Regions from separate parts of the Homo sapiens genome. Here regions 1 and 3 are each linked to region 2. The links are chromatin contacts, found by Hi-C or POLR2A ChIA-PET in ENCODE. All regions are on one chromosome and are shown on one strand. Each heading gives the region's core, a stretch centred on a gene start or an enhancer-like site at or near the end of the contact. The rest is flanking DNA. Distances are from core to core; before and after follow the strand shown.

The links. A loop is a pair of places that touch in the nucleus more often than their neighbours do. ChIA-PET counts read pairs that join two places held with the same protein, here RNA polymerase II (POLR2A). Pooled maps may share reads with other maps.
Region 1: a map of IMR-90 shows a loop between it and region 2 (6-fold over the local background). The contact joins two enhancer-like sites. A Hi-C loop is called at or near these places in 1 of 168 maps with a recorded cell type or tissue (IMR-90) and 10 of 50 pooled maps. POLR2A ChIA-PET finds 5 or more read pairs at or near these places in 1 of 52 experiments (OCI-LY7).
Region 3: a loop to region 2 is called in a map of IMR-90, with 19 times the contacts of the local background. The contact joins the promoter of MITD1 here to the enhancer-like site in region 2. A Hi-C loop is called at or near these places in 1 of 168 maps with a recorded cell type or tissue (IMR-90) and 4 of 50 pooled maps. POLR2A ChIA-PET finds 5 or more read pairs at or near these places in 1 of 52 experiments (AG04450).

The regions. Positions count from the first base shown.
Region 1 is chr2:98,648,257-98,650,956 of GRCh38, reverse strand. The region is part of intron 8 of MGAT4A (alpha-1,3-mannosyl-glycoprotein 4-beta-N-acetylglucosaminyltransferase A); the gene reads left to right. Among named protein-coding and RNA genes, the nearest start is that of UNC50, 41 kb to the right of the region's middle. Within about 2 kb of position 1,321, at least 2 of the 41 ENCODE cell types and tissues checked have a DNase peak (open chromatin) inside an H3K27ac peak, as active enhancers do.
Region 2 is chr2:100,261,501-100,264,200 of GRCh38, reverse strand. No RefSeq gene overlaps it. Among named protein-coding and RNA genes, the nearest start is that of LINC01104, 55 kb to the right of the region's middle. Within about 2 kb of position 1,383, at least 2 of the 41 ENCODE cell types and tissues checked have a DNase peak (open chromatin) inside an H3K27ac peak, as active enhancers do.
Region 3 is chr2:99,179,801-99,182,500 of GRCh38, reverse strand. It overlaps MITD1 (microtubule interacting and trafficking domain containing 1), which reads left to right and starts at 1,443. Exons shown (of 7, transcript NM_138798.3): 1 at 1,443-1,670. The coding sequence starts at 1,520. It overlaps MRPL30 (mitochondrial ribosomal protein L30), which reads right to left and starts at 1,317. Exons shown (of 6, transcript NM_145212.4): 1 at 1,252-1,317. RefSeq lists a silencer at 936-1,108 and enhancers at 1,326-1,375, 1,396-1,625, 1,636-1,775.

The sequences.
Region 1 (2,700 bases), core at 72-2,571, 1.6 Mb after region 2:
CTTTTTTTTGAGATGGAGTCTTGCTCTGTCGCCCAGGCTGAAGTGCAGTGGCGCGATCTCGGCTCACTGTAAGCTCCACCTTCCGGGTTCACGCCATTCTGCCTCAGCTTCCCGAGTAGCTAGGGTTACAGGTGCCCACCACCACACCCAGCTAATTTTTGTATTTTTAGTAGAGATGGGGTTTCACCGCGTTGTTCAGGCTGGTCGCGAACTCCTGACCTCAGGTGATCCACCTGCCTCGGTCTCCCAAAGTGCTGGGATTACAGGTGTGAGCCACCGCGCCTGGCCTTCTTTACTTTTGAATTACAATTTTGTCAGATATAATATTCTTGGCTGGCCAGTTTTTGTTTAGTATGTTTTAGCACTTTGAACATATCATTCCACCCTCTTCTAGCCTATAATAAAGTTTCTTCTGGGAAATCTGCTGATAATCTAATAGACGTTATCTTGTATTTGTTGGGTCACTTTCCTCTTATGGCTTTCAGGATTCTTTGTGACTTTTGACAACTTCATTATGATTCTTCTTGGTGTAGATCAATTTATTGTAGTTGGGGTTCTTTGAACTTTTTGAATTTGTATGTCCATTTCTATCCTCATATTTGGGAAGTTCAAATAGGCTCTCTTCTCCTTGTAGAACTCTCATAATGTGTATGTTGTTTCACTTTGTGCTGTCCATAGGTCCCTTAGGGTATCGCTATTTTTCTGTTATTCTTTTTTCTTTTTGCTCCTGTGCCTCAGTAATTTCAAAAGTCCTATCTTTAAGTTCACTGATTCTTCTGCCTGCTCAGGTCTGCTGTTTAGTCCTTCTAGTGAAATTTTCAATTCAGGTTTTGTATTCTTCAGTTTTAGAATTTCTGTTTGGCTCTTTATAGTTTCTATCTCTATTGATATTCTCATTTTGTTCATGCATCATATTCCAAATTTCATTTAGTTGTCTGTCTCTGCTCTCTTTTAATTTACTGAGCAATCTTATGACAGTTATTTTGAATTACTGGGCAGTTCATATGTCTTCATTTCTTTGGGGTTGGTTTCTGGAGTTTTAACTTGTTCCTTTGGATATACCATATTTTTGTTTATTTGTATATCTTGTTTTTTGTTGTTGGGATCTTGGCATTTGAAAAATCAGCCACCTCTCCCAGTCTTTGCAGTTTGGTTTTGTAGTGGAAGGATTTTCTTCAGTCAGCCTAGTTAAAGACTCTGGAGCCCTTTGAGCCTTTTCTGGGGCCATGTCCTCTCTGCTTGTGGGTGTAATCTCCTAATTGAAGTTGACTGGTTTCTAGTCAGGAGCTCTGCAGCACTGTGGCCTTGTTGGTATTGTAGTAAGCTGCAGTACTGGAGCTCCACCTAGTTTCTGTCTCTGGTACTGCAGCCTCTGGTGCCAACTGATGGCCTTTGTTCTTAGCTCCCAACCTGGTGCCCTGTTCCTGACACTATGATTTAGATGAGACAGAAATCATTCCCTCTGGCTGCACTCGAAAAAGTCAAAAACACTGGGTATACACCAACTTCTTTCTCTCCTTAGGGAGAAGTCGGGAATTGAGTGTTTCCTCACTGTGGTCTGTGCCCAAGAGAGGGCCTCTGGCTGTGGAATGCTCAGATTTTAAATCTGTGTCTCGTGTGGGGAATGTGTCTTGTGTGTCTGGGTTTCCTGTTTCTGTCTCGCTGATGTCACTCTCACACAGCCCTCTTTTACAGTAGAGGATCATGCTGTATGTACTGTCTGATAACCTTTTTTGCTGTCACTTAACATACTGTTGATAGGTACCTTGCTATGCCAGTAAATACAGATTGGTGTGATTTTTAATCCCTTCTTGAAGTCCTGTTATTCAGATATCATAATCAACCTTCTTGTTGGTCATTTAGATTGTTTCTAATTGTTCAGTTCTTTCGAAGTCAAATTCAATGAACATTCTTTTGTTTTTCAGAGACAGAGTCTGACTGTCACACAGGCTGGAGCGCAGTGGCACAGTCATAGCTCATGGCAGCCTCAAACACCTGGGCTCAAGTGATCCTCCTGTTTTAGCCTCCCAGGAAGCTGGGACTAAGGCATGCACCACCATACTGGGTTAATTTTTGTATTTCTTTTTGGTAGAGATGGGAGTATTGCTAAGTTGCCCAGGCTGGTCTTGAACTCCCGGCCTCAAATGATCCTGCTGCCTCTGCCTTTCAAAGAGCAGGTGTTACAGGTTTGAGCCACTGGTCCACTGGTGTCAGTGAGCTTTTTTTTTTTTTTTGGAGACAGGGTCTTCCTCTCTTGCCAAGGCTGGAGTGCAGTGGTGCAAACACAGTTCACAGCTCGCTGCATCCTTGACCTGGGTCATATGATCCTCCCACCTCAGCCTCCTGTGCGGCTGGGGCCACAGACATGCACCACCATGCCTGGCTAATTTTTTTTTTTTTTACTTTTTGTAAAAACAGGGTCTCACTTTGTTGCCCAGGCTGTTTTTGTTTGTTTGTTCGAGACATAGTCTCCCTCTAGCCCAGGCTGGACTGCAATGGTGTGATCTCAGCTCACTGCACCCTCTGCCTCCCGGGTTCAAGTGATTCTCCTGCCTCAGCCTCCCAAGTAGGTGGGATTACAGGCACTTGGCACCAGGCCTGGCTAATTTTTTGTATTTTTAGTGGAGACAGGGTTTCACCATGTTGGCCAGGCTGGTTTCAAACTCCTGACCTCAAGTGATCCACCTGTCTCAGCCTCAC
Region 2 (2,700 bases), core at 134-2,633:
GGAAGCCCCTTCTAGAAGGTCTGGGCTCTCCCTGGAGACTCTGATGAGGGTCTGAGGAAGTGGGATCCATCCTGTGCTGGCTGCTGTTTCCAAGACAGTCTCAGGAACAGCAGGATTGACTACTGTTTGGGTGCCAGCAAGAGCAAGGAGGGCTCAGCATTTGGGGATTCGTAGCAAAAGAGGGGTGCAGCAAAGCGGCTCTAGGGCACGATTGGTGAGGAAGCAGTGCTCACTCAAGGGAGATCATCCTGGCATTTTCCAGCTATAGGTTGACCCCGGGAGAAATGGCATTTTCGGCGGATGCTGCAGCTGGCTTTATCAGAGTGTGTCCTCCCAGCGGGATTAACAGCTAGGCTGCTTTCTTCTCTTTTCAGTCCAGGCTGATTTTGACTGTCACAGAGAAAAGTGTTCAAGAAGATGTTGAAGAAATATTCACCCTGACTGCAAATCCCCACACTGAGAAGTATTCCTTCTATTTACTTTGTACCTCCTATAATAACAAGGACAGCCTTCTTCACATGGTTGTCATGCAAATGCCTATAGAATAAATGAATGCATGCAAGAACGAATGAGTTATATGTTTTAAATAACGTTTTGGTTTTTTTAAAAATGTGCTAAATGTTTTAGGTATGTTAACTCCTTATGCCAACCTTATGAACATGTCATAGGACAATCTATTGTTATCCTCATTTTACAGATAAGGAAACGGAGGCTTTGAGGCATTAAGGCGCTTGCACAAGGTTGCAGCAAGTGTGGAATCGGGACCAGAAGACAGACAAGACAGGTTGGTCTGACTCCAGAACCTGCAGGCTGCGATGATACAGCTCAAGAGTGACACTGCTCCCTCAGAAGCCTGTGCCACCTCTTGTATTTCGGTTGTTTATTATTTTACTTTTTTATTATACTCCAGGTTCCTCAAAGGCAAAGGACCCTGTCCTAATTCATCCCCCCATTATCTTGCACAGAGCTCTGCTTGTAGTCTTTCATGGATACTTGATGATTCAATGAATAAAGAAGAAAGAGAGGGACAGAAGAGAAGGAGAGGATGGAAGGAAGGAAAGGAGGGAGGGGAAGGAAGGAGGGGGCTGTCATTTTGGTCAAATTTCCTTCATAAGGACAAGAGATGGGTAAGGCGAGCCCTTGTCTTTTGCGCCACCTGCTGGACATCCTCCAGTACTGCAGGGGACTGGAGAGCCCGGGTATGAGCTGCGAGCAGGATTTCCCTGCTTTCCAAAGATTTGGGATACATCAGCGACGTTGACAAGGCTTCGCTGAGAACCCAGGACGAATGGCTTCAAGACGACAAACCATAGGCCATATCATTGTGAAGCAGGACCACCCTAGATGTCTCTCCACTGTCACATGCCCTAGGCAGAGTTGGACGTCCCTCTGTCAAAGAGGCCAGTTGGAAGATCCTGTTGTCAACCAGCTCCATTTCCCCGCTGACCTACATAGCTACCCTTCTTCATCTCCGCTTGATCTTCAGGTGGCGCTGTGTCACACACTCTAGCTTTAAGTTTCTCTGTGCTCAGGCCTCTTTCTTGAGTGGCTATTACTTTAAAATATTTTATATTTAAAGATATTGGAGACCTTCACTTAAAGGAGCCCTGGAATGAGTCCTTTTATGAAGCCAAGGACCTTTTCACAAAGCCAAAGGATTTACCTTTATTGTACATTTAAAAGATTTTTTACAAAATCCTGGACACAGCTGTATAAATAGTAAAAGAGGATGAACTGATTATCTTTTACTGATCATGGTGAAACCAAAATCACCTAGTTTCACAGATATGTGGAAGGTTTCTCCTGGAGTCTGTAAGAGTGACAGCAGGTCAGAGAATGGATTAAGAGTCTGGGGAAATGAACTCTTGGGCAAACTTGCTTACTAGATACAAACCGAGTATAGTGCTCTGTCCTTCCCAACAATGGTGACAGCGGCCGCAGCTCCTTCCTCAAAAAGCCTGTTTTCATGCTGCTTCCTCCATTTACAGGGAAGTATCAGTGGTTACCACGCCAAGGGAGAGTGGCTTTGTAACATAGCTTTGGAAGCCTGAGTCCTGTGTCTCTGCCCCTTTGTTAGGTGCTGTAAGGTGAAGACTGTAGGATTTGAGTCATATCTAGTTTCAGATTTTGTCCCCAGCCCTCACTAGGTGTGGTTCAGTTAACCTAAGCTCACTAAACTTCACTTTCCTCACCTGTGAAATGGGATAACAAACTCATCTGCCAGGGTTATTCTGAGGATAGATAAATTCATGTAAACATAGTAAGCTCCAAAGAAATGGTAGCTGTTATTATCCCGAGTGGAGATGGGTGAGGCCTCTAGTAATCTATATCTTCATTCTCTCCTTCCTTCTAGGAATACGCTCAGCTTACAAACTACAGTTCCAATGGCCAATACGATAAAAGGAAGTTATTGGGTGAAACCTCAGGAAATGCTATTGAAGGGGAAGCTTATGCTTCTGACAGTCAGCCTCTGAGCTTTCCCTCTTCTTTCTTTTCCCTGCCTGGGACTCAGGAGTGAGAGGGGAGCTGAAGCAGATGTCGTGACCATGATGTAGGCTTGTGGAGAAATGCCATGTTTTAGGACTGGTGAAGCAGAAGACAGAGTTGGGGTCTCTCATGACATCGTGGGGCCTCCCTAGCAGCCCTGGACCACCTGCTTCTGAGAAATTTCAGATTACATAAGAGAAAGACACCCCTACC
Region 3 (2,700 bases), core at 194-2,693, 1.1 Mb after region 2:
TCACTGCAAGCTCCGCCTCCCGGGTTCACGCCATTCTCCTGCCTCGGCCTCCCCAGTAGCTGGGACTACAGGCGCCCGCCCGGACGCCCGGCTAATTTTTTGTATTTTTAGTAGAGACGGGGTTTCACCGTGTTAGCCAGGATGGTCTCGATCTCCTGACCTCGTGATCCTCCCGCCTCGGCCTCCGAAAGTGCTGAGATTACAGGCGTGAGCCACCACGCCCGGCAAGGAATACGTTTTAATAAAGTAAAAGTTACTGTTAATAATTAGGCACGTAACTCCTGGACCCTGAAACAATTACGCTGTCTTCTGTAAAACAGGAAAATATCAGGCATCACAGGAGAAGTATGATCCCATTTCTATTTTTTTAAATGTCTGTGAACGTGTGTAATCACAGAAAAACTCTGGAAGGTTGTCAGAAAAACGTTAACATACCCCTGGGGGTATGAAAAAAGGCGTTTTTCCTCCCCCTTCTCCCCCCCAGCGACCGATAGTTCTTTTGTCTTTTTACAATGAGCATGCATGCAACAGGAATGTTAAAAATCGATTTCTTTTTCTAAACCGACAATGTATACAATTATTAAAGGGGGAAAAACACTTCTGAAATGCAAAACATGGAATCACTCTTGCAGAGATACCAGAGATCTCTGAAAGCTGGAAGCGTGTCTCTTCTCTGAACTCCTAGTGCCTAACAAGCAGTAGGCAGCCCTCATTACTGCCTCTTGGCAAAAAGGGCAGAACAAACAGCTTTTGGTAGGTCTCGATCAAAATGGTAACAAATCACAGTTTTAATAAAATGGCAAATATTCTAACTGCCAACTCTTGGATGTTTGCATTATAAAATGAAGCAATACAAAGATAAAGGCAATTTTCTGTCTTCATTAAAAAAAAAAAAAAGCAACCTTAATACCCAGTGGCAACCCTAAGTTATGAATAAAGCAGCAGCACAGAAAATGCTGCTTGGGTTCCCTTTCCCAAGCTGTCCAGCCTCGGCGGCTCCGTTCTTGAGCTCCAAGAGTCTGGGCACAAAAAGCCGCGTGGCCCTGGATCCTGCAAATTGGGAAACGGGGGGATCCTGCAGGCCAATGGCCTTACGGGAGCCAATGTGACGGGATCAGGGGCAGACCCATTTAGGTTGCCGTAACCGGCCAATTCAGTACGCAATAGGGAAAATCAATTAGGATCTGCAGAGGGTTCCCGGATACACCTTGCGAAGAATGCCGCACTCTCCGCCACTCATTCCCCACTCACCGGCACCCGCTAAACCTTCAGCCTGAAATTTTCCTCCGAAGGGAAGCAGAGCAGAGGAAGAACTACCAAGTGCTACACTCAAAGCCTGCCGTCGCAGTGAGCGCGACCTCCAAACTGAGGCATTTTTGTTCCGGCGAAATCCCTCCCACTCAGGAAAGTCCCTAGAAAGAGAGCGCAGGCGCCTGGGTATCACATGACCACTTCCCGGAAGCGCAGCAGACCCGCTCAACTTCATCCTGGGTTGAGGCGGAGGAGAACTTCCAGAATTATGGCGAAGTCCGGGCTGAGGCAGGACCCGCAGAGCACAGCTGCAGCCACTGTGCTAAAGCGGGCAGTAGAACTAGATTCGGAGTCGCGGTATCCGCAGGCTCTGGTGTGTTACCAAGAGGGGATTGATCTGCTCCTGCAGGTTCTGAAAGGTGAGCAATGAGCCAAGGCGGGGAGGACCTGAGGAAAAGGAGCTGGTTCCTGCTGTGTCTGGGGTGAAGTGAAAGAGTTAAAAATGATTTTTCCACACCACGAAGAAGCAGTTAAATACAGAAGGTGGGATATTCTATAGGACAACTGGGCCGCTTTCTTTTAGATCTTTAATAGATTGATGTTACCTAGAAAAGGTGGGGAGGCTACTAGTCTAGATTTTAAAAGACTTAAGAGATATAAGATATAACGCAATGTAATATATAAGCTTTGATAGGACCTGGGTTTGTACGAACTTTAAAAGACATTTTTGGATCTATTAGAAAAGTTTGAATATAGATTGGGGGGCATTAAAATTATTTTCTTAGGCAATATGATTTTTTTTCCAAAACTTTCCTTAATTTTTAGAGATGCAGACCAAAGTGTTTTAGAAAGAGATGCTATGATGTCTTTAGTTAATTTTCCTTAAGCAAAAATTTCTTAAAAATCGAAGCTCTATTTGAGCAAAAATGCTAATTTTAAAAATTTCGGTGATGGGTAATAAGGGTGTTTATTATACGATTATTTTTAATTTTCTGTTTAAACATTTGCATTTAAAGCAAGCCAAAGTAAAATTATGTAGCGGTAGAAGAAGAAAAGTTTTTCTTAAACGGATGAGGTTCGGTGTGAGAAATGCGCAGGGTTGTGGAGGAGACAAGTGAGACTTTTCGTATTATTCAATGTTGAGAAATACCCAAATATTCCTTAACACCCAGCACAACCCTGGCTCACAGTAGACACTCAATATTTATGTATTAAATTGATAAGATCAGCTCCTGCTCCCCAACCCCCGACACTCCCGGTCTGGACTAAGCTCCCTCTGTTCTTTCTAGTTTAAGCTTCTTATAATTAAAGTGTTACAGAAGCTTTGGGGCAGCAGAGGGGAGCCCTTTATGGTTTGGTGCTTTGGTCAGAACTACAAACTCTACCGGCCGGGCGCGGTGGCTCACTCCTGTAATCCCAGCACTTTTTTGGGAGGCCGAGGCAGGTGGA